Regions from separate parts of the Homo sapiens genome. Here region 2 is linked to region 1. Evidence: read pairs that join two places in POLR2A ChIA-PET (ENCODE). Cell type or tissue: PC-9. All regions are shown on one strand. Links, peaks and the distances in the headings refer to the core of each region. The heading gives the core; the rest is flanking DNA. Region 1 overlaps RASA3 (RAS p21 protein activator 3). Region 2 overlaps RASA3 (RAS p21 protein activator 3).

Region 1 (5,365 bases), core at 53-5,052:
CTTCCTGTAGAGGTGCAGTCCCCTGGTGGGCCGTGGGGGTGCAGGGGGTGCTGGGGCCACTGCCTACCCGTCCTGGTTGGGGGTAGACCTCGCTGGGCAGAACCCCTTCCTAGCACATGGCCCAGGGGTCTGCTTGCCAGTTGGATTTTCCCTTCCCTTCCCTCTGAAATTCCCTGGTTCTTCAATTTTGGTCCCTTTTTCTGGGCCTCTCTGACTTGTCTGTAACAGAAGTGCAGAGAGGTTTGGTGGCTGCCGTTGGCCGGGACACAGGCCTGCAGAACCCGCCTTGCTGGTGACTGCACAGGCCATCCATGTGGGTGTGGGGAGCCCCTGTCCCTACACCCCCGGCTGCTCCTCAGGCCCCCAGGTGTGTCCAGCCTGACACAGGCTGACGCTCACCCCCTCACCTGCGGTTTCAGTCACATGTGGTCAGCCGTGGTCCAAAAATGTTAAATGGAAAATTCTAAAAATAAGCAATTTCTGAGTTTTTAAAATTGTGTGGCATTCTCAGTAGCAGTTGAGGCCCCGCAGTCCACCTGTCAGTCACTAGCAGCCTCTCCAGGTGGCGAGAACACAGACGCATGGGGCCCGGGCTCCACGGCTTCCGGTGTCCCTGGGGCCTTGGAGTGTTTCTCGAAGGGTACACAGTTCCCAAACGGCTGGACATTTAAACAGGTCCGGGCAGCAGAGAGACCGAACCAGCCTGGGATTTTCCGAGTTGAGGCTGTTTGCCCAGGTGTCCTGGTGTGGGATGTGCTTTCTGGCATTTTCCATGGAAGCCACGTCAGCCGCCTTCTTCCCAACTGCTAGGGCCGGCTGCTGCACTTGTCTTGGAGGTGGTTTCCAGAACAAACTTCCAGCCAGCCGTGGGGCGCAGCGCAGGGGGACTGGGCCCAGACGGGGGTCCCTGGCTGCTCTGAGCATCACGTCCTCCGCCTGACAGAGCCCTGCCTCCAGGACCTTCCTCCCCTTTCCAGGCCACGCTGACCAAGTGCTTTGCAGGCGGGCGGCTCCTGGGTGTTGCGCACAAGAGTCTAAAATCTCCTTTCAGAATGCTTGGAGGGTGCTGTGCACCCCATGGCCGAAGCTCTGAGGGTGCCCCAGGACGCAGTGGGGAGGGTCGGGGCCGAGGGGCAGCCGCTGGTGCTGGCACAGAGGCATCCACATCGGCGCGCCCTCAGCACCGCGGGCCGGGGCGGGGCAGAGTCAGAGCTGCGTCTCCTGCGAGCTCCTCCATTTACCATTCGGCGTCTTCCTATTGCGCAGAGTTTGGAAAGCCTTGCTGTGTTCAGGTGTGGCAGTGTGGTCTCTCCACCCTGGCCTGCCGCTCTTCCAGAGCAGACGCTTTGCAAACCTGCAGTTTTTCTTGCTTGATTAGGACAATAGTTTTTAAACAGCATTAGAGTTAAGGAGATAAAACTGTGCGTGTGAGCATCGAGTGGAGCATGTGGGGGCTGTGGGGGGCTGCAGGGGGGCTGTGGGGGGGCTGTGGGGTGGGGGCTACGGGGGGCTGCTGTGGGGGGCTGTGGGGGGGCTGCTGTGGGGGGCTGTGGGGGGGCTGCTGTGGGGGGGCTGTGGGGGGGCTGCTGTGGGGGGCTGTGGGGGGGCTGCTGTGGGGGGCTGTGGGGGGGCTGCTGTGGGGGGCTGTGGGGGGGCTGCTGTGGGGGGCTGTGGGGGGGCTGCTGTGGGGGCTGTGGGGGGGCTGCTGTGGGGGCTGTGGGGGGGCTGCTGTGGGGGGCTGTGGGGGGGCTGGGGGGGCTGTGGGGGGGCTGTGGGGGGGCTGCTGTGGGGGCTGCATCTCAGGCGCTGACCCTGCATTTGGGCCAGTTTTAAACAGAGCCGTACTTAGGTCCCAGGCAGGGAGGGAAAGGAGGGAGACGCGCTGTGTGAACACAGGTCTGAGAAGCGCTGACCAGAGGCCTGAGTCATTCCCGGACACCCCGGGGAATCCAAATGTGCCTGGAAAGGGAGAGGCAGTCGCCCTCCCTCCCCGACCCAGCACCCACCCACAAGACACGCTATTTCTGTACCGTCCCTGTGTGATGGAGGCCTGGGAGTGGCTGCAGCCCCGCGTGTCCCCATGCAGGGAGGAGCTTCGTCCCCGGCTCAGGCCTCAGCAGCTGCCTGTGGCTTGGGAGCGTCTGCTGTGCTTCTGGCTCTGACCTTCACTGCTGTTCTGACCTTGAGAAAAGGAGGGGTGGTCTGGGGGGCTCGGGTGGCCGGGCCCCGACTGCTGTGGTCTGGGGGGCTCGGGTGGCCGGGCCCCGACTGCTGTGGTCTGGGGGGCTCGGGTGGCCGGGCCCCGACTGCTGTGGTCTGGGGGGCTCGGGTGGCCGGGCCCCGACTGCTGTGGTCTGGGGGGCTCGGGTGGCCGGGCCCCGACTGCTGTGGTCTGGGGGGCTCGGGTGGCCGGGCCCCGACTGCTGTGGTCTGGGGGGCTCGGGTGGCCGGGCCCCGACTGCTGTGGTCCGGCATCAGTGGGCGTTGCTGCCTTCTGGCCTGCGGGGCCACTCTGTGCAGCCTCTTTTTCTTGTGCTGCTGAAGCAAAGGTTAGAGTGTAGCCCAAAGCTCTGTTAAAATAAATTTCAGAGCTTTTATTTCTTCATTCTTTAAATCCCTTCTGAGGTCTTTCTCCCGCCCTTGTGCCTTCCACTGCCTCTCTCCTTGCTGTCTGGGACATCCCACGGGGTTCCTTCTTCCCTGGGTCTGGGCTGGTCTCTCCTCTGGACTCTCAGCCGGCCTCCATGCCCCTTGCCCTTCCTGCCTCCCCTCATCCCGGCCATGGGGTTTCCTACATCTTGTTGGGAGGGGGCCGGCCAGCCCCATTCCACACACACACACCCTTAACGTCCTGACCCCAGCCCACCAGGTCTCAGGGCTGCAGCCCTGCTGCACTTTCGCCTGTTCACGTCTCTGCCTCAGGGCTGGCCTGGGCGCCTGCAGCCCTGCTGAACTTTCACCTGTTCGTGTCTCTGTTCCCCCATGGCTCTGGTGCAGACCCCTGGATGTCGCTGGTGTGAGGCCTGGCTGGGCACGCAGACCCTGGGATCCTTAGCGCCTGCTGACCCGCACCTGGGTCCCTGTTGCCTTGTCCGCCTGTTCTCTGTCCTCTCAGCTCTGCCCCCAGGGTAGAGGGCATGGCCTCCCGTTTGATTTTTTTTCCTGCTGTCTTGGCTGGGCCTGGCTCGTCGCTGATGAGCTGTTGACCACAGGCTGCCCGCTGTAGCCCTGTGTGCTGTGTCTTTAGCCAGGTGCCGTGCTCCCCTGCAGCCCCCAGACTTGGGGTTTTGGCCCTGGGGTCCACTTGGGCCTCTCTGTGCTGGCAGCCGGCCTGGGCCTGGATGGGGGCTGTAGCCCCTCGGCGTGCTCAGCTGAGGGCTGAGAGCTGCCTTTGTCTGAGGTCTCCATCTGGGCCCGCTTTGTTCCCAGGGGTATCCACTCTCTCGCTGGTGGTCTCCCTGGACCCCCTGTGGTGGGGCCCCGGCCGTCTGCACTGCTGCACGGCGTGCACAGGGTCACGAATGAGACAAGACCCCATGGTGGGGCCTTGAGACCCAGGCAGGGCCTTCCTGAGGCATCCACTCCGCATAGGCTGCGTCCCCCGTCCTGTCGGCTGCCCACTCTCTCCCGCCTCTTGCCCTAGAAACCTGCACATCAGCTCCCGTCTCAGCGTCTGCATCCCGGGCAACTGTGTGGCCCTGCAGAGGGGAGCCATTCTGTAAGATGGACTGGGACGAGGAGAAGGACGGCAGCCTTTGTGGCCGGGCACTTCCGTTCTGTGATTGCTGCTTCATGTAACTGCTCTCTTCTGGGAGAAGGAACTCAGAGGGCGTTTAGATGCTTCAGGAAGACACTTCTGGTGGGGTTTTCAGGCTGCATCATGCCTTTCTTTGAGAAACGCCCTGAGGCATCTATTTGCTGCCTGCCTCTTCGCTGTGACGTTCTGTCTCATGTAGCAGCGATGGCGTCTTTTGGACCATTGCCCTGAATCGGGAATAGGATGGGTGTTTGGGTGTTTGCTCCTGGCGCCCTGTGGGGATGCACACAGCATAGCCGGGCAGGTTGCCGGCTGCTTGTAGACTTGCGGCTTTTCAGGACACACTGGCACCTGCCGTCTGACCTTATCTGCAGGGTATTTTATTGCTCAAGTTAACTGAAGCAGAGATGAGTGACAGTACTAAGACCACCCAGGCCTCTCGCCCCTGGACAGTTCCCAGTTAGCTCTAAAGATGCTCATTTGGTCAGCCCATATCTGCGGAGAACTGCTCGGTTCAGGAGGGGATGTGTGCACACAACTATAGCTGCTGTGCCTGGTGGAAGGGGAAGTGCCACAGCCTCAGTGACAACTGTGACGCCATGAACACTCAGGGACAGGTGTGGTGGCTTTGGGGGTGATCTGGGAGCCTCGTGGAGGAGCAGACTCAGAGTGGCCTGGTGCACGGGAAGGATTGAGACACAGAGGAGGGCACTGCAGGCGGAGAGAACGCATGTTCAAAGGCGCACATGTTGGCAAACACGGAGTGCGTTTGGCTGGGGTGTAGGGCGAGTACGTCCGAGGGAGCAGCGAGATCGGCCTGGACACAGACGGACGTTGCTTGTAGGGGCTCCAGAGCCTGGCTGAAGGGTCAGTGCTTCATTCGGTGGGTGCTGGAGAGCTGTTGAGTGCTTTGGGGGACGAGGAGGGAAGGGTGGTCATAACTGTGGTGGAGACCCGCACGCTAGTCAGTGTGGTGCTACAGTATTTAGAGAATGGAAAGGGAAGGCGTTTGGGAAATGGGTCATTTGGCTGGAAAGGAGCAGTTGTTCCCATAGGAGCAATCGGGTTATTCCAGGCTGGAACAGTTTGAATCACGGAGGAGGGTGAGTTGTACCCAGGACATGGATGGTCAGCCAGAGCTCATACTCTGTGCAAACTTCCCGGCCAGGGTCCCCAGTACTGAGCGCTATGAGAAGGTGGCTTCAGGCAGGAGGTCGGCTCACAGATGGGCAATGCACAGGGTTCCGAGCCGGGCGTGCAGAATCACCCAGTGTCGGACAACGGCTGAGATGCTGTTGAGGTGACTGTGAGAGAGGCGATTTGCTAGAGGAGGCATGGGTCGGTGAGCAGCTCTCAGACCCGATCCTGCGCCAGGGTCACCCTGCATTTTCGAGAACGTGGACTCCCAGGCAGCACGCCGGGGTGGGCCTGCGCACTCCCTTCCCAGCACACCGATGCCGCCAGGGCCACCTGGAGAGCACCCCTTTTCCGGCACACCGATGCCACCCAGGCCACCCAGAGAGCACCCCCTTCCCAGCACACCGATGCCGCCAGGGCCACCTGGAGAGCACCCCCTCCCGGCACACCAGTGCCACCCAGGGTGGCATC
Region 2 (5,365 bases), core at 57-5,056, 78 kb after region 1:
GATGCCCCCGAGCCTGGGATGCCCCCGAGCCTGGGATGTTCCCTGAGCCTGGGATGCCCCCAAGCCTGGGATGTTCCCCGAGCCTGGGATGTTCCCCGAGCCTGGGATGTCCCCGAGCCTGGGATGTCCCTGAGCCTGGGATGCACCTGCTTTCTTTAGGTCATTTTGGAGAATGTGCTGGCCATCAAATCCCTGGTCACCCTCCCTCCCAGGGGCTAACACTGCCCTGGGGGGACCCTTAATGGGACACGTGGAGCCGGTGCGTGGCTCAGGCCCTACGGCTGCTGGGAGGCGTGGTTTTGTGGTTGAGAACTGTAGGAATGTCCCTGATGTTATCGGTCAGATCCGTCCCCCATAGTTGTCTCCATCCTGAACCATAGAATGTCCCTGACGTGGTCAGTCAGATCCACCTCCTGAGGGGTCAGGGTCCTGAACCATAGAATGTCCCTGACGTGGTCGGTCAGATCTGCCTCCCCAGGGACTCACACCAGCCCCTTTTTCAAGAGAAGGAAGCGCCATTGTTGGTTTCTTTTTACACCAAGTTTTGAATTCAGGAGTGAAGTCCTAGTTATTAAATTTTTTAAAAGCACACAAAACATGTTTTAAATATTTCCCTTATTAAAGGCAAATGCGCCTGCCTGGCCACTCAGCACATTTTTTTAAAGTGTCCATGGGCAGATCAGCGGTCCCCTCATGTTCCTTCTGAAAGGAACGCGCTGTGGGTTCCTGTGCAGCCTGTCAGCCCTCCCCGGCCCAGATGCCAGTGCCTCTGTGGTGCCACTTCCCTGCAGGATTCGCAAGGGTAACAAAATCCCCAGCCTTCTGGAATCTTCTCCCTCCAGGGGGATGCCCCTGATGCCCACAGTGTGGTTAGGCCTGCCGAGTTTTAGCCCCCTGGGTAGGGCTGGCCACGTGTAACTGTGTGGTTTCAGGCCCGTGGGTAGGGCTGGCCACGCATGACTTCAGGTGTTTCAGGCCTATGAGTGGGTCCTGGCCATGAGGGACTGGGTTACCAGCCCTGTAGACTTGTTGCAGCCGGGGATGCTGTATGTCTGTCAGAATTTCACAGCCCCAGGTCTGAGGGGACACGTACCATCCCACACTAGGACAGAACATTAGTGGGAGCCGCTGCTGTGTTAGACATGAGCAGAAGCTTCACAATGCTGGGCCTGCGGTAGTCACGGAGATTCGTGGACCGTGCTGTGGTTTGTGGCCACAGTTCTCCCCCCGCTGTGGTGTGCATGGCCCCTGAATCCACTTTGTGCCCCTAGATCATGAGCAATCCATGGAGACAGGGTTCTACATTTGCCCGCCGTGCACAGACTGCTGGTGCTGGGCCTGTTGTGGGCAAAGGGGACAGATGGTGCTGGAGCTGAGAGTGGCAGCAGCCACATAGCTCCTGGGTGCACACAGCAACTCCTGGCTCCCTCCTGGCACAGAGCGACGCCTGGCTCCCTCCTGGCACAGAGCCTGGGGTCATGTAGCTCCTGGGTGCACGCAGCGACGCCCAGGCTCCCTCCTATGTAAGAGCCTGGGGTCATGTAGCTTCTGGGTGCACGCAGCGATGCCCAGGCTCCCTCCTATCTAAGAGCCTGGGTCTGAGTCCGGGCCCATGGCCTTCCGCCTTCCTCTGCCTGCCCATTACCACTGGGAGACACTCATCTTTATTCCAAAGCCACAGGCTGGTCTGACGTGTTTGAAACGTGCCCTGTGGGCTGAGCCTTGATGGAGACTCTGGGAGGCGCTGCAGGCTCCATTCTGCTCCTGGGGGAACAAAGCGTGGCCTGTCATCTTTGCTCCACACGGGCTGCCCGCCGTCAGCTAGAGCTGTCCTGATGCTGTTTTTCAGAGTTGACCTCTGGAATGCCAGTAACCTGAAGTTTGGAGATGAATTCCTGGGAGAACTAAGGATCCCGTTGAAAGTCCTGCGGCAGTCCAGCTCCTACGAGGCGTGGTAAGATGATGTTGCACCTGCAGACTTCCGCATCTCTGAGAGCCACAAAAACACGTGCTGCCTCTGAGTGGAAAGGCACAGAGGCCACATGTGCTGGTCCTCGGCTGTGCCCAGCACCCACCTGCTCTTACTTTGCATGTAGCTCTGACGAGCTCTGGCTTGATGAGTTTCTGCCCCACAGCAGGTGAGAAATGGCAGGTGAGGAGAGGCAGCAGGGATCACACTGAGCAGGGACTCACAATGGCTGGCACCTCAAAACAAGACAGGGAACGTGGGTGAAAGCGGCCCTAAGCCACGAGCAGCTCACGGGGTCTGATCCTGGGTGAAAGTGGGACCCTGAGCCGCGAGCAGCTCGCAGGGTCTGATCCTGGGCGAAAGTGGGACCCTGAGCTGTGAGCAGCTCGTGGGGTCTGATCCTGGGTGAAAGCGGGGCCCTGAGCCGCGAGCAGCTCGTGAGGTCTGACACCAGTAGGGGAGGGCATCAGCAGCCGGTGCAGGAGCCCAGAATGCGCACACAGCAGGGCTGCGCCGCGGCTGCGCTCCGGGTCTTGTTCTGGGCCCTCGGCAGCACCTCCTGTTGAGGGCGCATTACAGGGTTCTCTACTCCCCTCTGCACGTCTAGACCTCAGTGGTCGGCTCTGACCCAGAACCCACCCCAGGACATGTTGTGTGTTGCTGCCTCCTGCCTTTCTTTCCTGTTGTCTCCAGGTGCTTGGTGTTTTGGTGGAAGGAACAGGCCATTGTTTCATTTTATCTCCAGTTCATGTGTGTCCCTTAGCGACAGGCAGCTCCTGAGAGGGCCCGGAGTCACGGGAAGCGTGCACTCCCAGGCGTGGACTGTGTGCCGGGGCCTCGCACCCCATGTGTCCCTCTGCCATGTGTGAGGGCAGGTTTCCATCCCAGAAACCGTGAAACACGCGTGTCTTTTGATTCTACGAAGACGGCACGGGCACAGGCCCCCTGAGCTGAGTTAGGCTTCCTCCTATGCTGAATGAATCCCTGGCCCTGGTAGCCAAGGCAGCCACCACATACCCCAGAGAGCCCCAGGGTGCTAATGCCTCGCACACAGGCTCTACCTACCTGGGGCGATGGGGGGCGGCTAATGCCTCAGACACAGGCTCCACCCACCTGACCGGGGTTGCTAATGCCTCGGACACAGGCTCCACCCACCTGACAGGGCTGCTAATGCCTCGGACACAGGCTCCACCCACCTGGCGGGGGCTAATGCCTCGGACACAGGCTCCACCCACCTGACAGGGCTGCTAATGCCTCGGACACAGGCTCCACCCACCTGAGGGGGGCTAATGCCTCGGACACAGGCTCCACCCACCTGAGGGGGGCTAATGCCTCGGACACAGGCTCCACCCACCTGACAGGGCTGCTAATGCCTCGGACACAGGCTCCACCCACCTGGCGGGGGCTAATGCCTCGGACACAGGCTCCACCCACCTGGCGGGGGCTAATGCCTCGGACACAGGCTCCACCCACCTGACAGGGCTGCTAATGCCTCGGACACAGGCTCCACCCACCTGAGGGGGGCTAATGCCTCGGACACAGGCTCCACCCACCTGACAGGGCTGCTAATGCCTCGGACACAGGCTCCACCCACCTGAGGGGGGCTAATGCCTCGGACACAGGCTCCACCCACCTGACGGGGGCGCCAATGTCTCAGACACAGGCTCCACCCACCTGGCGGGGGCTAATGCCTCAGGCACAGGCTCTATCCATCTGAGGGGGGATCTAATGCCTCGGACACAGGCTCCACCTACCTGACAGGGGTGCTAATGTCTCGGACACGGGCTCCACCAACCTGACCGGGCTGCTAATGCTGCAGACAGGCTCCACCCACCTGACGGGGGCTAATGCCTTGGATACAGGCTCCACCCACCTGATGGGGGCGGGGCCTCGGACACAGGCTCCACCCACCTGAGAGCTTAGACTGCCTGGCCCACAAATGAGAGCAGAAGAGGGCTCCTGGGTGACTGCGTGGGGTAGAACCAAAGATGGAAGAATGTCCGGGCAGAAAACGTCTCTTACAATGACCAGGTGCCCAGGTGGCCTGCCAGGCTCACTAGCCCAAGGCCCCCACCCCGTGACATCGGGAGCCACGGCACACTTTGGTTGAGATAATTTTCATTTCCACCTGCTGCTGACACTGCTGGGTGTGGGTCTTAGGGCGGGTCACTGACCACTTCTGTGCCGGTTCCCGGAAACCCGTTCCTGCCACGTTCCACCCCCATCCCCCTCCGCGTTTCCCCCCTTGACTCCTGCGCCTTTGGCTCCAACACTTGCCTCCTGGGGATCCCCGGTGACCAGCCCTGCTGGGGGTCTTCGGTGGGGAGTCCCCAGGGGCTGCACTCTGAGGGGTCCTACAGGATCACCCTCCTGACCAGTCGACCTCAAGCAGGCAGCTGGGCTTCCCTGAGAGCTGCTCCTTGGCAGATGCAGCCTCATGCCTCCCCTCCATGTGTCCCTCCCACCCAGGTACTTCCTCCAGCCCCGGGACAATGGTAGCAAGAGCCTAAAGCCAGACGACCTGGGCTCCCTGCGGCTGAACGTGGTATACACGGAAGACCACGTGTTTTCTTCTGACTATTACAGCCCTCTGCGGGACCTGCTGTTGAAGTCTGCGGATGTGGAGGTGCTTGTCCACGCCGTGGCCTGTGGGTGTGGGCAGGAGGTGCCACCTGCCTGGGGCCCCACCCTACACCCGGGCCCACCCCAGAGGGCACCTTCTCCCTGAGGGGGCCTTTCCCACGCCTCCCAGCCTGGCCTGTTTCCCGTCCAGATGCCTGGACCCCTTTGCTGGGGGCACTGGTCCGTCGACAGTTAGAGCCGTGGGAGCCTGGTGATGCTAAGGACTCTCCGGGTTGTTCGAGGGGGACCCCATCATCAGAGTCCCTCTACCGGCTCAGGGGCCCTAGAGCTGGCTGCATGGGGGGGTCGCTAGAAGGAGGTGCAGATGCCCCTCCAAGGGTCCAGCCAAGCAGCAGCAAATGGGAAGTTTGGTGTTTTTGTGAATGTGTGTGTTTCTGTCTCAGCAAAGAGCCGTATCTATTGTGGCTGGAAGTGAGACCCCAGCCAAGGTGGGGACAGGCCTCTGGGGTTCCTGCACCCCGGGCCCTGGCACTGACCTCACCCCTCCCCGCAGCCCGTGTCAGCGTCTGCGGCCCACATCCTGGGCGAGGTTTGCCGGGAGAAGCAGGAGGCGGCCGTCCCGCTGGTGCGGCTCTTCCTACACTATGGCAGGGTGGTGCCATTCATCAGTGCCATCGCCAGCGCGGAGGTGAAGCGGACCCAGTGAGTGCCCACCCTGCCCCGGGGGAGAGCGGCCTGGACCCGCTACAGGGATGGCAAGGTCGTCGCCGAGAACCACGTGTCCTGGGGCAGGGCTTGAGGGAATTCAAGGGT

Evidence for each region. ChIA-PET counts read pairs that join two places held together with the same protein. Peaks named below come from ENCODE experiments on the same cell type or tissue, not always from the same donor. Only the 100,000 strongest peaks of a DNase experiment are listed, where the experiment ranks them.
Region 2: POLR2A ChIA-PET joins it to region 1 with 7 read pairs; 2 of 35 experiments call an interaction of 5 or more read pairs at or near these places.

Annotation. Positions count from the first base shown.
Region 1 is chr13:114,096,039-114,101,403 of GRCh38, reverse strand. The region is part of intron 1 of RASA3 (RAS p21 protein activator 3); the gene reads left to right. Among named protein-coding and RNA genes, the nearest start is that of RASA3-IT1, 11 kb to the left of the region's middle. In PC-9, for the core only: no CTCF peak of the experiment used is centred there; a DNase peak (open chromatin) is centred at 1,943.
Region 2 is chr13:114,017,993-114,023,357 of GRCh38, reverse strand. RASA3 (RAS p21 protein activator 3) reads left to right here. Exons shown (of 24, transcript NM_007368.4): 9 at 1,850-1,954; 10 at 4,439-4,595; 11 at 5,106-5,254. Among named protein-coding and RNA genes, the nearest start is that of C13orf46, 47 kb to the right of the region's middle. In PC-9, for the core only: no CTCF peak of the experiment used is centred there; no DNase peak of the experiment used is centred there.